Linked DNA regions of Mus musculus: region 1 is linked to region 2. Evidence: chromatin contacts called from ENCODE Hi-C or POLR2A ChIA-PET data. All regions are on one chromosome and are shown on one strand. The core of a region is the stretch at or near the end of the contact, and the rest is flanking DNA. Distances in the headings are between cores, read along the strand shown.

Region 1 (6,917 bases), core at 1,366-3,865, 65 kb before region 2:
TGACAAAGCCCCAGTTTCAGCCTAATAACTAAGGGACGACCCCTTTACTGACAACAAAAACCTGGGATGCTAGGTCTTAAACCCTAGCGTAAAACTCAGCATCCCTCAGTCCGTACCAGTTACAAGGTCCTCTTAGTCGGTTTACTCTGCCCCCTACCCTGAACTCTCCAGTACAGGAACTGGGCTGAGTTGCCCTTCTACCAATAACCCAGCTATTTTGGCCCCTTGGCCACTGCACCTGGTTTCCCTCTCTCTATCTTCCTCTTCTCACACGGCGTGGCTCAGCTTCCTCTTCATTCTGGACCCTTCCACATACCTCTAGCTATGGGCTCCCTCATATCGCTAATCTCAATCTTTTTCCAGACTACCTAGTCTGTGTAGCTCTGGTTATCCCGAAACTGGGTTTTTAGACTAGGTTCATAAGATTCCCTAGCCTTTGCCTCTGAGATCACTGGCTAAAAAAATGTTAATCCGTACCTAGAAGCAGTCACGTCCTCCTTTCCTTCCTTTCTTTTTATCATTAAAATTACTGTATTTGTGTATTTGTTGTGGGCAGAGCAAGTGCCAGGCTGTTACAAGCCCTGAGCATCTACCCCAAAACAACAAACAGCAAAACCCTTGTTAAGGTAAATCCAGTTGGACACATTAAACTGAATTAAAAATTGAATTTAAAATCTAAAAATTAAAAAATGTTAGAAACAGATAATCCAGCTTATTAAAATGGGGGATGGAGAGTCTCTGCAAAAGAGGGGCAGCTGTGAGATTCATGTTAGTTTCCTGTTGCGGCATCTCCTAGTAAAAGCGCCGACTTTAAGTCTTCCGTTCTTTAAAACTTGTCGTAGGAACGATGGATCCAAACTCCAAAGTCCTGTCGGAGGTGCTTCAGGTGCGGCTGTGATCACTTTCTCTGCAACCTTCGCTTGCCTGACTTGGGGCCTCCCAGCCCGGTGTGCTGAGCGTGCCGCGGAGTCTCGTGCCTTTGCCAGGTGTTGCCTCTTCGGTAGAGCCGAGCAACCGAGATGGTCACGTCTAGAGAGCCCTGGGGCGACGCGGCTCCGCAGAACCGGCTCCTCCAAGCGGCCTCGCCCACTGCAATGCAATCTGGGTGGTTTTTCCAGATTCCCCGCCCAGTCCCAGCCCCCTCGACTCCAGGGGACAAGGAGGCAGGCTCGGAGACACCGGGGCTAGGGCGGGGCCAGGAGAGGCACCCGGGGACTCGGGAGCTGAGCGCGAGCCAGGCCTCCGCCTGCGATCCCGGACGCGGCTGCCACCTGCACCGCCGGCCCCCGTCTCCGGCCGCACCTCATCCTACCGGGAAACGCGCGCCGCGGGCCTCCGACTCCTCTCCCCACTCCCGGGAGTCAGCTCCCGCTGGGAAAGCGTAGTCTCTAGGTTGTCCTGACAAGGGTCCCCCAGGAGAGTACCAATAGGTTCCTGCGGTTGCAAGGGTGTGGCCGCTTCTTTTCACTGCAAGGATATGCAAGGCCACACACCGGGCGCCAAACGAGTAATATTTCAGACGGAATTCGGCTCCTAAGAATAGACCGGTTTAAAACAGAAAACTCGAGGGAACTCCACCGATGGCACTTTTCTAAAGTGTCAACATAACCTTATATAGCTCTTGGTGGCTTGTGGCAGGGCTGGGGTGGTTGGTGGTGGAGGCGCAGGAGTCTATGGGCATAAGTTGGCCAAGTCACACGCTCCAAGAACAAAAGGCAGGATATTTAACGAAAAGTGCGTTTGGCCTGACTGAAAAATCTCTATGAGGGCTGCGGGGCAGATGTACTTCTTAGCCAAGGCAAGTCACAGTTAACTGTGTCTGCGTCCTAGAGGGTGTTCCGGTCTCGAATTAGCAGCCAGCACGACGAAGATGTAACAATTATAGCAATAGAGAAGGGGCTACAGGTCCTTCCTCCCGAGGTTCCCCAGCTGCTTCGAGGGCTGTGATTGCATCCCAGGACCTGCCTAGCCAGCCAAGCGTCGGGTTCTGCGGCTCGGGGGTGGGGGCGGAGGCTCGCCCCGAGGTGGAGAGAGCGAATGCCAGCCTCCCGCGCCGTGAGGGGCAGGGCCAGCAGGACACCCTCCTCCGGCTGTTTGCACAGAAAGGTGTGCTGGGCTCAGGAGCGGCGTTTGCCGGGTTCCGCAATTACCCGCACCAGCTTCCCGGGCAGCCGTAGACCCGTCCCTCCCACGCGCCGCGCCCTGGGCCTCACCTCTGGCCTTCTTTTACCTTTAGGCACCTTGGTCATTCGCGCGACCCCTCAGCTTCTCCTCCCCCCCCCCCCCCCACACACCCTCGGCCAAGCCAACCCTCCAAATCCCTCAACGCTGCGTCCTCGAGCAGGGACCCTTCTCGTCGTCGTGCCCCCCGCCCCTTGGTCTGGCCTTGGCTACCCTCCTGGTGACAAGTAGCTCTTCCCCGCCTCTCTCTTTCCCTCCCCTTCCCCCAGCCCTTGCTTCCCCATTCATCCAGCCTTTGTCTCCCGCCCTCTCTTCTCCCTCCCCCAGCTCCCCTCCCACCGCTGCCACGTCGTGGTTTGAAGGAGCCAATGGCCGGGCGCCGCCAGGTGTCTCTTACCTGCACCACGTGGGGGAGGGGGGAAAAGGGGCGGGCAGGTAGAGCCACATCCCAAAACAGAAAAGCTTTCAGCCATTGCGCGCGCCTCCCGGGGGTGCAGCCCGGCTCCTGGGTTTTTTCTTAGACGCACCAGCAATTGGATACAAAAAGGGCAGGCCTGCTCTTCCCTCCTTCCACCCCCCTTCCTGCCCAGGGTGTGGAGCGCCGGCCAGGTGTGGGCTTGGGTGGCAGGTTACCGCCTTTTGCCCTGGCGGCCTCGAGGAGGGGGGTGGGCGCTTTCTTTTTCTCTTGGAAGAGGGTTTTAGCACAGGTTTTCTCGTTCTCACTTCCAACCCCACCTCGCCGCCTCCCGGCCCCCCTCCTCCCCCTCCCCACCTATCGTCATGACGGCGTCTCCGGATTACTTGGTGGTGCTTTTTGGGATCACTGCTGGGGCCACCGGAGCCAAGCTGGGTTCGGATGAGAAGGAGCTGATCCTGCTGTTATGGAAAGTCGTGGATTTGGCCAACAAGAAGGTACTTTACTATGTTCTGGTCCAAACGAGGAGTCGGGGCAACAACTTTATTGAAGAAAGTTGGAGAAAGGGTAGTCGGTTTCTTTTCCCTTTCCTTTTTTTTTTTTTTTTCTTTTCTTCACTTTTCTTTAAGTGGTTGCACGCTTATGAAGCGGGGCCCCGAGGCCTAGAGAATCCATAGCAGAATCAAACCTGTTGGCCAACCACCTTGGAGCCGTTTAAATCTTCTGAAACTTGGCTCAGGTAGAAAAAGGCCTCTCGCTGCCGAGCCGCGTTCTCTGAGAGTCGCAGAACGCCTATGCCAGGCTGGTGGTCCCCGGGGCGCTAGGGTCCCCTCCTTGGCCTGGGCGACTTGATCCGGGTAGGGTGGGGGTGGGGCGACCAGATCCCTGGGTTTCTAGGGAGCTTTGATTCTGCTGTTAGGTGCCTGTAGAGCTCGAGCCGTCCAGGAAAAGCCAGGGAGGAGGAAGGATTTCCAAATTGAAAAGGGGGGAAACCGACCCCTTGTTTTCTACCCCTTATTCCCCGAGGTGGGACAGCTGCACGAAGTACTAGTTAGACCGGATCAGTTGGAACTGACAGAGGATTGTAAAGAAGAAACTAAAATAGACGCCGAAAACCTGTCTTCCGCGCCGCAGCTGGACCAAGCCCTCCGACAGGTGACAGTTTTGGCCAGGCCACGCCGCCCACCCCCATCCAGGTGGCCCCCATACTCGACCCGACCCAACCCTGCGGCTCCACGCCCTCGTGGGGCGGCCTCTGCTTGTTTCTGGGGTGGGGTGGCGAGGTTCCCAGCCTTGTGTGTGGGAGTCCGGCCGGGGGGCGGGGGAGGGCTGCGGTGCTTGACTTCCCGGCCCCCAGGGTCTCGAGATTGAGATGGGCTCGAGCTCCTGTTGCCTCCTGAGTAGTTCTTTGGGCAGGAGAATCCGCCGCGCGAGGTTTACCTCACGGGCCGCCAGCGAAGTTGCAGTGCCAGCTCCGAGCTCACCCAGTCTCTCCTGGTATCTGGGTCTGTAGCTCGCCTGGGGTTGGAGGCGCAGTGCTGTAGAGGGGTAGACCCTCAGTCATACCGCGCTAATGCTAGCTATGGCTGTAATTTGGTTTGCACCTGAGTGCCCGCCTGATTTTAGCCAATTTCCAAAAGCTTAGCTTCCTCATTACTTCTTTACTGCCTTGATTGGGATCCCATGGAGTGGTTGCATGTACAAACCTGTGGGGCTGTTTGTTGGGTCATCGTGGAGCTGGCGGGATCCCCGGTTGAAATTGAGGTGACCTAAAAACTGCTCTGGGTGCTGACGGTTGCTAGACTCCGGAATAGGGCGGGTCTCAACACCTGTGCGGCAAATGTGCTCTGCGTTCTCCCAGCCTCCGCCGTAGCACACCAGTTTCCAGTTAAAGGAATTATTTTAGAGTATTTTATTTCTAGAGTATTTTCTAAAGAAAGGTGATAACCAGCCGCCTTACAGAATTCTGCTTATTCATTACCCCGCTTGTTTATCGGATATGGGTTCCTTAAACCTGAAACACTGAAAAAGTAATACTATAATATGATGTAATCTAAAAGCAATCTGTTAAAAGTGACCCGATTAGTCTCATCCTGAATATCGGGGCTGCTGGGAAGTGACTTCAACTCCCGAACAAAAACTGCAGATTGGTTGGAAAGCTCCCTTGCCTGGGTGAAAAGAGGAGGTTCCTGGGGAAGGGTTCTTTGTGGTATTACCCTGGTGTCCTGCGTCCGAGGCTTCAGGAGGGTTTTTCTTTGGTTATCTTCAAGTTGGGCCACTTTGGTGTGCTTGTAAATTCTGCTTTCGTTGCATCCCTCGTGTGTCTCTTGTTCTTGCAGTTTAACCAGTCAGTGAGCAATGAACTGAACATCGGGGTAGGGACTTCCTTCTGTCTCTGTACTGACGGGCAGCTTCACATTAGGCAGATCTTGCATCCCGAGGCTTCCAAGAAGGTAAGAGTGCTGGGTTCTGGAAAAGCAGGTGGATGCGCTCTGAGAAACAAACAAACTAACTCAGTCTGTTCTGGTTTCTGGAAGGACAGGTGTACTTTCATTCAAATTATCCTACTTCTAAAGAAGTCAAAGTAGGGAGTTAGCTGTGTAATAGTGCAGATTTTCCTTTGGAAAAATTAAAATGTTCTGAATCAGAAGGATGGTAACAGTTACACAGTGTCAGTGAGCTTGATGTTGCTGTACTTCAAAGTGAGGAGACTGCAGGTATGTAGCTGAGTGCCGGAGCTTAAGAAGGGTTAACATTGCTATGTCTATTTTACCACATTTCGTGGAGATGTCCCGGATAGGAGTAACTTACAGGTATCCTTTGGTGATTTAAAACATTTTCTTTGTTTCCAGCTCTACATCCTCTATTTTCCAAAGCTAATAAAAATTTGAATTTCTGTCATTTAAAATAGAATTATACTTTATTATACCAAATTGTGATAATTTCCTTAATGTGAAATGGCTTTATCCTTCAAAGAGTAAAAAAAACCTTCTAAACATCTAAATATTTTTAAGACTGCTTAAGGAACAATGACCGACATAAGTAGTAAAATGTTTTAGAACACTTCCCTTGGATTGCAAGTAAATGTTCAAAACCAAATTTTAAAATTCTTATTTACTTGTGTATATGTGTGAATTTTTTGAGATAAGGTCTCATTCTGGAGCCCAGGCTAGCTTCAACTTCATGGCCTTCCTGCCTCATCCCTGTGCTGAGATTACAGGGTGCACCGACACCTGTATTGGTGGGGTCATCATTGCTAACTTCTCTCACGTAGAAAAGAAATTATGCAATTTTTTCAGATCTCTTCTGGGAAGAATATTTCTGAAGGACAATGAAGAGCTTAGACAGCTCACCCAGTGAAGCCAATTTGTGCTAATGTAGTTCTTATTAACAACTCCGATTAGTTGTGTCCTGCACCGCAGTAGGTAGGCACCGAGGCTGAAAAGATAGGCTATGTTCAGGGCACTGTGAAGCTCAGAGTTGGTAGATAGAACAGACAGCATGGGCAGGTTGTCACTCCTGGCTTGTCTGCCTTCATTCTCTAAGGAAAGCTGTAAGTTAGTTAAATATATAATCATTTGAACAGTGTCTGTAGGAGAATCGCCAGGTCCTCCACCTTGAAGGTCGATCATTGCTTTTAAAGGAATCTTAGTAACCAGTTGATGTCATGGGATGGTAACTGGTAACTGTGTCACAGAGTCAGAAGTACAAAGGAGGAGTCTCTACCAACCCCCAAGTCATAAAAGAAGGGCCAAGAATTAATTCCTTTGCAAAAGGGAAATAGTCCCAATTTTTTGAGGTGGCCTTATAGCTCAGGCTAGCTAATATCTAAGATGACCATTTACTCAAAAGCTCCCTGCTTCATTTTTTTCTTTTTCTTTCTTTTTTTAAAAGATTATGTATTTATAATATATGTGTGTGTATATCTATATAACATATATGTGTGCATATATACATACATGTATATATACACATATACACATATATGTGTATATGTGTTATATATAAAAAATGAGGCACACCAGAAAGAGGGCATCAGATCCCATTACAGATGGTTGTGAGCCACCATGTGATTGCTGGGATTTGAACTCAGGACCTCTGGAAGAGCAGCCAGTGCTCTACCATTGAATCGTCTCCCCAGCCCCTGCTTCATTTTGTTTCAGGTGCTGGGTTACTACTGGTTACTCTGTTCCCAGCAGTTTCTTATTTTTTGGAAGGATAGCATTGCATTCCAGAAAATTTATAGAGAAAAATTAAGGTAGCTTCCTGATCCATTTCTATTAAGATAAATTAAATATAAAAAACTAAAAGAAATGGCATA
Region 2 (7,260 bases), core at 3,297-5,796:
AGTTATCTAAAGTAGCTCTGAATAGGCAAGCATTGCTTGTTTCGAGCTATTTACTCTCTGCTTTAATTGAAAACCTATAGAGAAGGCTAAATAAAGCTTATGCTGTAATTAACTACACTAATCCCTAGCAAGTCCACACCTGTGATTAGTTACAGGTGACTGACTACTAACTAGCATTTCTTAACTATCCTAAGCAGTTTACATGAGTGTCTTTAGAGACTCAAACTTTACATCGTTTTTAAATGAGTTGCATATGCACAATGCTTTAAACAAGAGTTGAAACATATATACAGTATGTTATAGCAAATACTACCGTAAATTTCTATCAATATGCAATAATCCATACCAATGTAAAATATTTGAGACTTATTGTTGCTTTCTTTATATTATTTATTTATTCACTTTATATCTTGATCACAGCATGTGTATATGAGACAGTGAAATGATCCTGAGATTATTTTTTTAAGATTTAATTATTTATTATATATGCAAGCTACACTGTAGCTGTCTTCAGACATACCAAAAGAGGGCATCCGATCTTATTACAAATGGTTGTGAGCCACCATATGGTTGCTGGGATTTGAACTCAGGACCTCTGGAAGAGCAGTCAGTGCTCTGAGCCATCTCTCCAGCCCCACTCATAAGATTATTATTGGCAATTATGCTAACTAAGCCAATTAAAAGTATATGAGTCCCTTTATTAGCCAGCAACCAAGAGTGGCTCACGCCTAAGAGTCTCTTGGTTCCCAAGCTCAGGGGTACAGTGTTTCCATTAATTTATTTTTGTTTTATTTTTATTTACTTCATTTTTAGTTTTGGTCTTTCAAGACAGAGTTTCTCTGCATAGCCCTGGCTGTAATAGAGCTGACTCTGTAGACCAGGCTGGCCTTGAGCTCAAAGATTCGTTTGCCTCTGCCTCTCAAGTGCTGGGATTTAAGATATGTGCCACCACTGCCCAGCATGGGGTACAGTATTTTTAAAGACCAAAACCATAATTACATGTGCTTGTGCAGGTACGTCAGTGAGGGTCTTGGGGTGGCCCAGTAATGTCTGCTTTCTTGCAGAGCTTCACAGTGTTTCCAGACAACATGACAATTATTTTTGCTTACACTCCCTTTTTATTATTTTAGATGTATATTTTACATCCATTATTTTTGTTAGTACATATGGACCACAGTCAGGGTCATGAACAGTTCCAGCATGTTGCCAAGGAAGTCGGGCTATTGTGGAGTAGAAGGGCGAGATATAAGACAGAGTTAGGACAAGATAGCGTTACCTTAGTCAGCTTTAGCAGCAAGTTCGTTAACTCCCTGAGCCATCTATTTGTCCTTTTTTCCCTTTGTAAAATATTTATTTAGAGACAGGGTCCCATTGTAGCCCAGAGAAACCTTGACCACACAATGTAGCTGGGATTGGTCTTGAGGTCCTTATCGTCTTACCTCTACCTCCTAGGTGCTGTAAGTACAGGCAGGTACTGCTATGCCTGTACCACCTAAGAAAGTTTTGATGCTAGACTGCTTGGTGTTTATATTTTAGTACCAATATTTTTGAATTTTGTTTTACATAACCAGCTAAAAATATCTTTCTAGAAGAGTTTTGAGTGACAAAAATCTGTATTTTAATAAGTTTCAAGGTTTTTAGTATATCCATCTCAAAATATCCTTTCCCATGGACCTGAGCGATGGTGCAGTTGTTTTGAGCACTTTGTGCTGGTGCAGAACGTGCAGGAGTGGTTCTCAGTATTCCTGTGTTGGCTTGCAGTTGTCCATAGCTGCTTCCAGGGGATCTAATACTCTCTTGTGTCTGCCTCAGGCACCAGGGACACACATGCATGCAAAACATTTATATACATAAAAGAAATCTAAAAATGTTTTTAAAATATTTTAATAAAACATATGCTTAATTTCTTATTTTTTATTTTACTTTTAATGAATATAGGTTTTTGCCTTCGTGCTTGGTGTCTGTGGAAGCCAGAATCTTCTGAGGTACTCCTTCAACTTCACTTCTGTCATATTTTAAAAGAAAAGTTCAGAAAACTGGGTGTAACGGCACATGAGTATATGAATGAGTCTTTGCCTCAAAAATAAAGGAAACATGTCAGAACTAGTGACAACTGAGACAAAACTAGCTGTTGAGTCAAGCAACAGTCTTCAGCACAGCACAGTGTGTCCTGCCAGTTTTAAAACCTGGTCACAGTTGATGGTTCCTGGTATTAACAACTTTGCCCAAGACCTTTGAGCACGTGTTAATCTCAAAGATGGAAAGAGAAGGACCACAGACTCAATTCATCATGGCCAAATTAATTAAGGCAAGCAAATAATTATTTCTTTTTTATGTGCATTGTTAATTTGACTTCATGTTTGTCTGGGAGAGGAGTTGGATCCCTGGAACTAGGGTTACAGACAGTTGTAAGCTGCCATGTGGTTGCTGGGAGTTGAACACGGGTCCTCTGGAAGAGCAGCCAGTGCTCTTAACTGCTGAGCCATCTCTCCAGCCCTTGCAAGCAAATAGTTAAAGGAAGATTTTTAAATTCATGTACACAGACCTCTTACCAAGATGTGGCTCAAGAGTTTAGCATTGAATATGAGGAAGACAAAGCTTTTTATAGTTCAGAAGTAGGGGTTTTTCAAATGGGGGATTTAGCAAGCAAAATAGGTGGGGTTACAGGAGCAGAACATCATAGCAAGCTTTTCCTAAGGGCATCCTGAAACAAAGACATGGTTGCAAGGTGAGCATAAAACTGGTAGTTATAACAAGGTAGCCATGACAACCCTTATGAAACGGAAGTAGGGTTGCAAGATGGTTAAAAAAAAAATTGAAACAAAGACATAATTATCATTCCTGGAACAGGCAGTACAAAACCATTTGTAGTTAAGGTCACAGGTTTTATGTGGAGCATAGCCTGATCCTTGAAAAACAAGTTTAATCATAAAGAGGAATGAACCTAATTTGTCATTACTGTGAGACGGCTTTTAAGCCAAAGAGGCTGATTCTTCCAAACCCACCAGAGGTCTCCTAAATGTCTAGTTTTCCCATTTCAGTTAGGCTGGGCCTTTCTGGGTTCTGTCACAGCTTCTAGTCTCAGCTAGACATCCTGTCTCAACTAGATATCCTGTCTCAGCTAGACATCCTGTGCTGGGCCTCTCCAAACCCTAGACATGAACCTAGTGTTGTGGAACATCCTTGTGGTTCCTTGGCTGTGTTGTGCAACCTAAGTGTTGAAACCCTGCCAATGGGAGCTCAAGCGCTGGGCCTCTAATTTTCTCAGCCTCCAGTATCACCAGGGTATACTCTGAGTCCAAGGCAAGGCAGAAAAAGAACTGGTGGCTCTGGCTGAACTCCCAATTAACCAGAAACAAGTGCTCTAACCCCCCCCCCCCCGTCCCTCCTGAATGTAGGATTGGACCCCCAATATCACTAGATCAGGATCCCACAGAATCAGAACAGATCCAGAAACCAGGCATTATAGGAAAAAAAATTAGGAGTTTCTGTGAATTACTATAGGAGGCCTACATAAGAAAGGAAGGAAAGAAGGAAGGAAGGAAAGAAGGAAGGAAGGAAAGAAGGAAGGAAGAAAGAAAAAGAAAGAAAGAAAGAAAGAAAGAAAGAAAGAGAAAGAAAGACAGACAGACAGCTATCCTTTTTTTGAAGTGGCTGTTCACTCATGCTTTTGGGCCAACTGAAGGCGTGCCACAGTGTTCTCAGTATGAGTCATGCACTGCACAACAAAATTAAACTGCATTCTATTGTTATGAAATAATCTCTATACATTCCTCATAGCAGACTATAAAGTACTATTGTGCTTTCTTCCAGAATATTGACATGAGCAAACATTTTGTTCAAGGCAGTTTTCGTGATTGACACGTTGCTCTCTCTTGTGTTTCCTTTTTTATATGATAATAACTTAATTTGCTTATGTAGCTGAGGTTGGCCTTGATAATGAACCTCCTTCCTCTACTTGTCACGGTCTGGGATTACAATAGGGAATAACCTGGTACAAACTTTTTTGTAGCCGCCAAGTGTCTACTAAACCAAACTGTGTATCACTCTTGCCATTGCAGCAGTAGGGAACCTGAGGCAAGTTGAGAGCAGCCTTGGCCATATAGAGAGATCCAGTCTCAAAAACAAACAAGCAAACAAACAAACATCTACTAATCCAAAGGACCTGCCTAGAACGTCTTGCCTGGCTTTGAAATCATCGTAACAAGTCCAGGACTCGTTGCTCTGCAGTTGAAACTCCGTTTTCTGTTTGAAAAATCGGCCGGACATAGGGACTGGATCTGGCCTACAGTCTATGACTTTCTGAGACGGATCCCAGCGTCACGAAAAGCTTGCTCTGGCTCCTGCTTTCCTGTGAGGCTCAGCAAGGAGCGAGGGCGGCGGCGGGGACTCGCTCCTCCCAGGAGCATTGCCATCCCGTGGCCATCGTGGGCATGGCTGAGGCGCTCTAGCGAAACGCTCCGGCCGGGCCCCGCTCCCTGCACTCTGGTTCCCGGAGCGCCTTGGAGGGACCCAGTTGGCGGAGACACCAGAGGGGGGCGGGTCAGGAAGTGGGGGCGCGGCAGCCGGGAGCTGGCCGGGGCGGCCGCGGGGTTTGGATACTCGGAGGTTTGGGAGACTCCGGGCTGCTCGGGAGCCGTAGGGCCACTCGGGTCTCCGCGGAGACGATGGCAAAGGAAGAAGGTGAAGGCTCCGGCGTGTAGCGCGCCAACTGCCGCGGCGGGCTCGGGAGAGGGGCCGGGCCTGACTGCTGGCTGCGGGCCGCGGGGAGCAGGGCGGGCGGGGGCGCGCGCCCCCGAGTTTGCAGTGGAACCGGGCGCGAGCCGAGAAAATGGCCCAAAGTTTCGTCTCCCGAAATAGGACGCAGAAGTGGAACTTAAAGTCAGGAGTCTCGGAAAGGAAGCTGTTGTTGGGTGGCGGGGCTGCGGGTCCGGAGTTGCTCCGCAGTGGAAAGCAGGACGAGCTTGGGTGGGTTCTGGTCCAGGCTGGAAGCTTTGGGTGCAGAATGGGAGGGATCGCACCCCTCGCGGGAAACTGAGGCTGGGATCTGGGATGGACGCGCAGAACCTGACGGAGTTCACTTGTGCTCTAATGGATAACAAATGCCAAAGGGCAGGGGCATGTAAGTGGTTTTAGGGGAGGAGGAGGTCAGTTTTAGGGTTAAAACTAATGGACTGGAGAGAGCTCTGCACGCTCCTCAGGGTCAGTGCCAAGGGAATTTATTGTTTAGCCAGCAATATTTATCCATAGAGGATTTGGACAGTGAGCAAAAGATAGGAAGCGGCAAAAAACTTAGCAGTGTACGATACATAGTGTAAAAAAGTATTGGTGGCATAGTAACTTCATGGGATGTGTATGCACGATTGAGCTCTTGGACTTCATTCGCTCGGATGAACAGTTACATGTTTCATTCTGCTGGAAAGCAGTTTTTATCTTACTGAGTGGAGTTGTGAATGCGACCGTTAGTTATCTGGTTTAGATTTAAGCCGTTGAACCAAGGAGACAAGAAGGGAGTTTGAAGAATTCAATGGAAAGCCATTTTTCAAAAGACTATTAGAAGTACATGCTGACTGGGACTAGATGTCCTGTCCCTGAGGTCATGATTCAGCCATTCCTCCTCTTCCTGCAGCTCTTCGTGTTAAATTTCATGCACATTTAAGATACTACCTAAAACCAGCCTCAAAACAGGTTGCTGGTAAGGAAGAATGTAATTCCTCTTTTTTCTTTAGCTATAGCTATATCTGTGTTTGCAATGTGTTATCATTTGACAAAGATTTTTTTTAAACTTTATTTTTGTGATTAGTTACAAATCTGTGTGGGTAGGTTGATAAACCAGTTTGTCTTTGTGAGCACATTAATACTTAACACAGGAGAAAAATCGCACAGTGCCACTAAAACTTGATATTGTAAATATGCAGAAATTGCATTTAAGATGGAATTATTATACTTAATAACTATGATGTGGACCTTTTTAAAAGGCTATATCATTTTGTAAAAGTAGTTGACTATAAACTGTTAAATGATTTTTGGTTATAGAATTACAGGTAATCTAAAAACATGTGTTTTATTCAGGACAATTACTGGGTGGCAGTTTTATTAAAATAATGGGTCCTTTCAACAAATATTTAATTCCTTGGCTAAGTCTCTATTCTTTTGGGTGCTGGGATATAATAGTCAACAAAGTATAAATATTTATTGTAATGATGTTTGTGATGATAATATTTACAGCAAACACGTCCCGTGTCAGGAATTTCCCCGAATCCCTTCTGTTTACATATCGTGTATTTATTATGTTAAAATTAGGCCAGTCTCTATATTCTTGTTTGAATTCAGGTCAGGTACAGTTTATAGCTTTTGGCTTATTCTCAGGTCCTTCAGGAGCCTCTTTGTTGTCCAGCTGTCCCTGGAAGTAAATGTTCTTCCAGACGCCTCTCCTGTACTGTGTGTGCAATGGTGCTTGCATTGATGCTTCCTGAAACAGACACAGGCTTTGAGGAGAACAGTGTTAACATTTCTCTTGGACCCTTTCTAGTCTACATGGACATCTGGAAGCCTGTTTGTAGCTCTGTTGGCTCATGTGCCTATGATGGGACTAGAGATTGAAGTAGCAAGGTTATTCTTGTGGATATGTAGTCATCATTTAGTTTGGCTTTTTCCTTCTCTTCTCTCTCTCTCTTTCTCTCGCTCGCTTTCATTTCCTTTGGTTTTTTGAGACAGGGTTTCTCTGTGCAGCCCTGGCTGTCCTGGAAGTGAACCTGTAGACCAGGCTGTCCTCTGCTGGAATTAAAGGCATGTACCACCCAGGACTTAATAAGCTCTGTTGCCTAACTATATCATCACCATAACATTACTTTTGTCTTTCAGTTGTGAAGTTCGATGAACAATGATAGAGATGAGGTGAGAAGTTTGCACTCAATTAGCTTCTGGTTTTTAGGGCCAGGCAAAAATGACAAAGTAGATAAATTGGCTAAAATACATGCGGTCTTTGTCCGGTCTTACTATGTAGCTCTGGCTAGCCTGGAACTGGCTTTGGAGGCCTTGAGCTCACAGAGACCTGCCTGCCTGAGTGCTGAGATCATAGCAGTAAGTCACCAGACCCAGCTCAGGTTGTACTGTTATTGCTGCTAAAATTTAATGCAACTAAACTTGACATTAAAAATGAATGATTTTTTTCTTTTTCTTAAAAAAAAAATATATATATATTATATTTAAGATGGTAGTTACAATTACGTTACTCCCCCCTTCCCTGTTCTCCCTCTA

Evidence for each region. A loop is a pair of places that touch in the nucleus more often than their neighbours do. ChIA-PET counts read pairs that join two places held with the same protein, here RNA polymerase II (POLR2A).
Region 1: POLR2A ChIA-PET joins it to region 2 with 14 read pairs in embryonic stem cell. The contact joins the promoter of Esrp1 here to the promoter of Dpy19l4 in region 2. A Hi-C loop is called at or near these places in 1 of 37 maps with a recorded cell type or tissue (gastrocnemius). POLR2A ChIA-PET finds 5 or more read pairs at or near these places in 2 of 5 experiments (both embryonic stem cell).

Annotation. Positions count from the first base shown.
Region 1 is chr4:11,382,481-11,389,397 of GRCm38, reverse strand. It overlaps Esrp1 (epithelial splicing regulatory protein 1), which reads left to right and starts at 2,615. Exons shown (of 16, transcript NM_194055.3): 1 at 2,615-3,093; 2 at 3,623-3,751; 3 at 4,936-5,049. The coding sequence starts at 2,962. Gm35631 (a long non-coding RNA gene) reads right to left here and starts at 2,266. Exons shown (of 2, transcript XR_390400.3): 1 at 2,214-2,266; 2 at 1-1,533. RefSeq lists an enhancer at 2,346-2,375.
Region 2 is chr4:11,319,423-11,326,682 of GRCm38, reverse strand. It overlaps Dpy19l4 (dpy-19-like 4 (C. elegans)), which reads left to right and starts at 4,546. Exons shown (of 19, transcript NM_001081201.2): 1 at 4,546-4,683. The coding sequence starts at 4,668.